2 separate regions of the Homo sapiens genome follow, and region 1 is linked to region 2. A link is a contact called in ENCODE Hi-C or POLR2A ChIA-PET data. All regions are on one chromosome and are shown on one strand. Each heading gives the region's core, a stretch centred on a gene start or an enhancer-like site at or near the end of the contact. The rest is flanking DNA. Distances are from core to core; before and after follow the strand shown.

Region 1 (2,700 bases), core at 201-2,700, 120 kb before region 2:
CTTTTCTTCCTGGGATCTCTGTTCTTTCCTCAGCCACTGTCCCCTGGGACTTTCCTGCCTCGTTTTCTCCTAGAGCCCCAGCTTGGTCTCTCCTTCCTTCCTTTGTTCATTCATTCATTCTCCCAGTGTGTACCGACTGGTCATCCACCCCGTGCCAGCTGCTGGGCTGGGTGCTGGAGAAGCAGCTGTGAGTGAGGCACTCAGACCCGGCCCCATCTGACAGCGGGCCACAGGGTCCTGGAAGCCATGCATTCGCTGTCATGACAATCACTGAACTGACTCCCTGCCGTTAGAACTGCCTGCCGTCTAGAACAGAGCTGGTCCAGCTGCAGGGTAATGCATGCCACTGGGCAAGTTTAAATTTTCTAGTAGGCATATCAGAGGAAGTAAGAAGATATTTGTAACAGCTGAAAGGTGAAAACAGTCCGGGCACACTGATTCATACTTGTGATTCCAGCACTCTGGAAGGCCAAGATGGGAGGATCTCGAGCCCTGGAGGTGGAGGTTGCAGTGAGCTGAAGTTGTGCCATTGCATTCCAGTCTGGGTGACAGAGTAAGACCCCATCTTAAAAAAAAACCAGAAAAAGCCTGGGCACAGTGGCTCATGCCTGTAATCCCAGCACTTTGGGAGGCCAAGGCAGGCAGGTCACTTGAGGTCAGGAGTTCGAGACCAGCCTGGCCAACATGGTGAAACCCCATCTCTACTAAAAATACAAAAATTAGCCGGGCCTGGTGGTGTGTGCCTATAATCCCAGCTACTTGGGAGGCTGAGGCAGGAAAATTGCTTGAACCTGGGAGGTGGAGGTTGCAGTGAGCCAAGATTGTGCCACTGCACTCCAGCCTGGGTGACAGAGTGAGACTCTGTCTCAAGAAAAAAAAAAAAAAAAGAAAAGAAAAAGAAAGAAGAGGAAAGAAGAAGGAGAAGGAGAAGGAGAAGGCCTCCAGAAGGACCAGCCCGCTGACATCTTGATTTCAGACTTCTAGCCTCCAGAACTGTGACAATCAGTTTCTGTTGTTTTAAGCCACCTAGTTTGTGGTCATTTGTCACAGCATCCGTAGGAGGGAGAAAGGAGAGTGAGAGAGACTAGGACATCCTTCTGAGCCTGCACAAGCCTCAGCTGCCCCGTCTGTACAATGGGCACAACGGCTCCACTGTTGACTGGTGTTGCTGGGAATGAATGAGTCATGTGCAAGTGTCCAAATCTCAGGACCTGCCAGGAAGCAGAGGGACCCCACAGAACACAGGCGTTGATCTCAACTGTCAGTTCCGTTTTAGAGATAAGGAAATAAACATTCAGCGAGAGAAGTGGCCCGCCCGGTCATCTGACAACATGTGGCAGGGTGAGGCCGGCTCTCGGAGTACAGATCCTCATTTCTGAGATGTCCTTTCTGTCTGGGCTTTGCCCCAGCCACCTCTGTGCCCTCGGTTCCACCAGTGTGAACTGCCTAGCCGGCACACGCCACACCCTCCGTCCGGCTGTGCTCCCTGTAAGGACACCTTTCCTGCTCCTCTCCCACCTAACTCTGGCTTAGCCTTCAACAAGAGCCACTTCCTCCTGGAAGCCTTCCCTGACTGCCCTCACCCTCTGGGAGCTTTCATAGGAGCCCAGTTTGAATCAGCAGGGGCCCCACCCTCCAGGAGTTGTCCGTTCTAGGGAAGATTGTGAATCACCGATGTCTTCGAGGTGGGGCAGGTCTAAACAGGCGGAACAACACACTCTGGCACCTCAGACCCAGCTGTGTCTGAATTGCCCAGATGGTCAGGAGAAGGCAGCCCTGGGACCTGGCAGCTGGCTGCATTGCTTATTCCCCCAGGTGACCCAGGAGGTCTGGTCTCTCTGTCAATGCGAGTGTCCCGTCTCTCTCCATCCCATGGGGATCCAGAAGTGGAAACAAAAACTAGAGTGATCTTGAGGTCAGGCGTTCGAGACCAGCCTGGTCAACATGGTGAAACCCCATCTCTACTAAAAATACAAAAACTAGCCAGGCGTGGTGGTAGGTGCCTGTAGTCCCAGCTACTCGGGAGGATGAGGCAGGAGAATCGCTTGAACCCAGGAGATGGAGGTTACAGTGAGTCGACATTGTACCACTGCACTCCAGCCTGGGCAACAGAGCGAAACTCCATCTAAAACAAACCCCAAAAAACAAATAAAAAAAAATCCAAAGAAAAACCTAGAGTGAAGCACCTGAATGGCTGGCCTTGCCCATCAAGAGGCACCCAGGCCATCGGCTGTGCCCCAAGATGACAGCTTTTGCAGGGTTGGGAGGTCAAGATTCTAGGGGGACACAGGGTTCCCACAAGTCTTCAGGAGCCATGGGAGTCCCTGAGATGGTGCCCAAGAGCTTCTGGTGTAACCAAGCTTGGTTCCACAGTGAAATCATTCCCCAAGAGGGCGGACTCATCCTCCAAACATCTCTTTTCAGTCTGTCCTCGTCCCTCCGCCCTTCTCAAGGACGTGGACAAACAGAGATGTCAGGGGAGAATGGGGTGGGGAAGTGGGTGGCCAGTTCTGGGCTGGGAGTGGGGTGGGAAGGTCTGCTGTCTCTGCGAGGGCTCCTGCCTGGGCCTTGTTAACTTTCCATCCAGGTTCTCTGTGCACGTGAGCGTCCTGAGCTGGGCCGGCCCTGGCCGCCCGCTGGCCGCATGCAGTGCAGTTTGCTCTAACCGCAGGTGACCCACACGAGGTCAGACAGCCGTTC
Region 2 (3,427 bases), core at 928-3,427:
CTTCCCCCCTCCCCTCTGCCTCCCTTCCCCCCTCCCCTCTGCCTCCCTTCCCCCCTCCCCTCTGCCTCCCTCCCCCCTCCCCTCTGCCTCCCTTCCCCCCTCCCCTCTGCCTCCCTTCCCCCCTTCCTCTCTTTGCCCCCTTTCTCCCTTCCCCCTCCCCTCTTCCTCCCTTCCCCCCTCCCCCCCTTCCTCCTTTCACTCGTTTATTTGTACATATGTTCGATTCATGTGCAGTAACTAAGAGCACAAACCCATCTGGACTTCCTCATTTCAGATCCCAGCCCCATTCCTCACCAGCAGGACCTTGGGCAAGGTACTTTACTTTCCCAGGCCTCAATTTTCCCCGTCTGGACAATGGGACTATTTTGTAGAATGACCTTGCAGACCAGGTGAATTGTATGGTGTGTGCGGAGGGAAGTGGCTGTTGCCATTAGTCTGGGACACAGCACTGAGCCAAGCAGGTGGCATCGATCGGCTTGTGGAGCCCAGAAGCTTCCTCTACCTGCCTCACATGTGATGTTCCATGTGCAGGCCAGAGCTCATGCCTCTCTGGGCTGTATTTTCTTGTTCTGTCATCGAGTCAGCAAGGCCCTGCATGAGCCCTGGCAGGTTCTGGGAATGCACCGGGTTCGTGAAGCCTGGGGAGAGGAGGGGGGTGGGAAGTGGGGAGTGAGGGGCAAGCAGGGAGAGAGTATTTTAATGAACTTTTAATTTCGGATTAATTTTATTTATTTATTTAATTATTTAATCATTATTATTTTTTGAGACGGAGTCTCGCTCTGTTGCCCAGGCTGGAGTGCAGTGGCGCAATCTCGGCTCACTGCAACCTCCACCTCCCGGGTTCAAGTGATTCTCGTGCCTCAGCCTCCTGAGTAGCTGGGATTATGATGCACACCACCAGGCCCGGCTAATTTTTTTGTATTTTTAGTAGAAATGGGATTTCACCATGTTGGCCAGGCTTATCTCGAACTCCTGAGCTCATGTGATTTGCCTGCTTCGGCCTCCCAAAGTGCTGGGATTACAGGCATGAGTCACTGCGCCCGGCCTTCTTAATGGTGTCTTTCAATGAACAAAAGTTCTTCATGTTGGTGAAGTGTGGCTTCTTGATGCTTTGTAGCTGGTGTTTGATCTCCCCCAGGTCCCAGTGCTTCCTGGCTTGTCTTCTCCCAGTTCTGTTTTCTTAGCTTTTCAGGGAGGGTTGGTTTGAGCATGATGACTGAGCTTTAGAATCATGTTGGAAAAGTGAAATCAGCTTAATAAGGGTCACAGGTTTGAGGGTAATTTTATTTTTCCATCTTTAAAAATGAAAAAGTGAGTATTTTAAACAGACTTCTAACTGAAGTGTAAGTAAGCCTTCGTTAGAGATTTTTGCATTAAGATTGTTTTCTTCTCCTCCCATTTTTTTTTTAAATTTATTTCCCTTTCAAAATTGTTTGTTCTTCTCTTTGCGATGTGGTTTCTGGTTTTTGTGAAAACAGGGAAGGCTGGCCCTTCTGGGTTCATCCCCCGGGCAGCCATACACAGAACCAACTGGGTCATTACTGTGTGGACTGCTCAGCACCCAGGCCTCATGCTGGCCCAGTTGTCCTGGCAGGGCCACCGGAAGTGGCTCACAGATCTGGGCTCTCTGCCAGCCAAGTGGCACCAGCCTGCCCCACAGCCCTGCAGGCTGTGACCAGGCTTCTGGCTCCAGCTTTGGTCTGGGACAGGCCCGAGCCTGCCCTGTCTGTGCCCCCGCCGCCTTTCTTGGGCAAAGCAGTCAGAGGCGGGAACCTCCAGCAGGCGGCCCCTCCCATGTGCCGGAGAGCTTCTTAGTCTTTTTATAACCCCTGCCCTCCCAGCCAAGCCCGCTTGCCCTGCTCTGTATTAAGAAAACAGACAGCTTTGTTTTCTTTGCTCAAATATAGGGAAACATTGAATGTGCTTTTTCCAGGCTCCACACACCCCTGTCCTTTCACAAAGAAAATATGCAGTGAGATGCACACGCCAAGACCCACACGCATGCATCCTGAGCGCACGTGTACACACATGGGACACAACCCACACACACTGAAGCAGGCACCCATTGCACTGGGACGTGCACACGCACACTGGATCATGTGTACATGCACAGACCTGCACGTACACTGACACAGGCTCACACCAAGGCACAGGGACACACAAACACACAGGGATATGCACACACATGCTGGATCACGTGTACACACACAGACCTACACACACTGTTGCAGGCTCACACTGAGGCAGGCTTTCCCAGGACACCCACATGGGGAAATGCACGGACACACACCCACACCATAGACCTGTCAAGACACACACACACACACACACACACACACACACACACACACACACATTGAGGCATACACGCCAAGACTCACGTACCTGGAGATGCAGATATACACCCCAGTGTATGCACATGTGAAGACATGGCAGGACATGCACATACACACAGTAGGACACTCACCCAGTGGGACGTGTGGAGACAGCCACCCACACCTGGACACATGCATAGGCACACCAAGACACACTGGGCTGTGCGTGGGCACACAAGGGACACACAGTACACACACACGCACCTGGACGCATGGGCACATGCACACATCCAATGGGACACACGAGATGCCCACATGGGGACACGTGTGCACAGGCATCCACCAGGAAATACACGCATACTAGGGTACTCGAGTGCGCTGAGACACCTGCACACCCAAGTGGGAACGTACACACCCACAAGCACTAGGATTCTACAGCACACACCAATATGCACACACACAGATGCTTATGTTCACACCTTCACACAGTGTGCTCACACCCTAGCGTAGTAACACAGATCTGGTGAAGAGTCACGAATCCAGAGAAAGAACAGAGCTGGGCAGCTCGGGCGTGGTGGCTCACTCCTGTAATCCCAGCACTTTGGGAGGCTGAGGTGGGCAGATCACCTGAGGTCAGGAGTTCGAGACCAGCCTGGCCAATATGGTGAAACCCCATCTCTACTAAAAATACAAAAATTAGCCAGGCGTGGTGGCAGACATCTGTAATCCCAGCTACTCAGGAAGATGAGGCAGGAGAATCACTTGATCTCAGGAGGCAGAGGTTGCAGTGAGCTGAGATTGTGCCACTGGACTCCAGCCTGGGTGACAAGAGCAAGACTCCATCTCGAGAAAAAAAAAAAAAGGACAGAGCTAGGCAGAGATTTTATTTCTCCACAGCTGCCAAGCAGTCCCTGTTCTGGAGTGACGTGGGTCTAGCACAGAGGCCCCTGTTCACAGCCAGGGCCCCAGGGCTGGATTTTAGAGTGAGCCCAGAATTTGCATTTTGAGAAGCCGTGAGTGTTGGTATCATGCCTGGCCTGGGAGCCAGCCTCTCCTGGGTTAAGTCTCAGTTCTATCTATAGCTGTGGGCTACCTGAGGCACGTCCCTTACC

The links. Hi-C counts contacts between places; a loop is a spot of excess contacts on that map. ChIA-PET counts read pairs that join two places held with the same protein, here RNA polymerase II (POLR2A). Pooled maps may share reads with other maps.
Region 1: a loop to region 2 is called in a pooled map, with 5 times the contacts of the local background. The contact joins two enhancer-like sites. A Hi-C loop is called at or near these places in 1 of 50 pooled maps. POLR2A ChIA-PET finds 5 or more read pairs at or near these places in 6 of 52 experiments (GM12878, H1, MCF 10A and 3 more).

What each region holds. Positions count from the first base shown.
Region 1 is chr16:11,612,486-11,615,185 of GRCh38, reverse strand. It overlaps a transcript of LITAF not described here. Among named protein-coding and RNA genes, the nearest start is that of LITAF, 27 kb to the right of the region's middle. RefSeq lists a silencer at 3-176 and enhancers at 1-247, 248-855, 991-1,200, 1,099-1,393, 1,361-1,410. Within about 2 kb of position 1,450, at least 21 of the 41 ENCODE cell types and tissues checked have a DNase peak (open chromatin) inside an H3K27ac peak, as active enhancers do.
Region 2 is chr16:11,495,818-11,499,244 of GRCh38, reverse strand. The region is part of intron 10 of LOC400499 (putative uncharacterized protein LOC400499); the gene reads left to right. Among named protein-coding and RNA genes, the nearest start is that of LITAF, 89 kb to the left of the region's middle. RefSeq lists enhancers at 538-1,086, 1,578-1,872, 1,850-1,899. Within about 2 kb of position 2,177, at least 33 of the 41 ENCODE cell types and tissues checked have a DNase peak (open chromatin) inside an H3K27ac peak, as active enhancers do.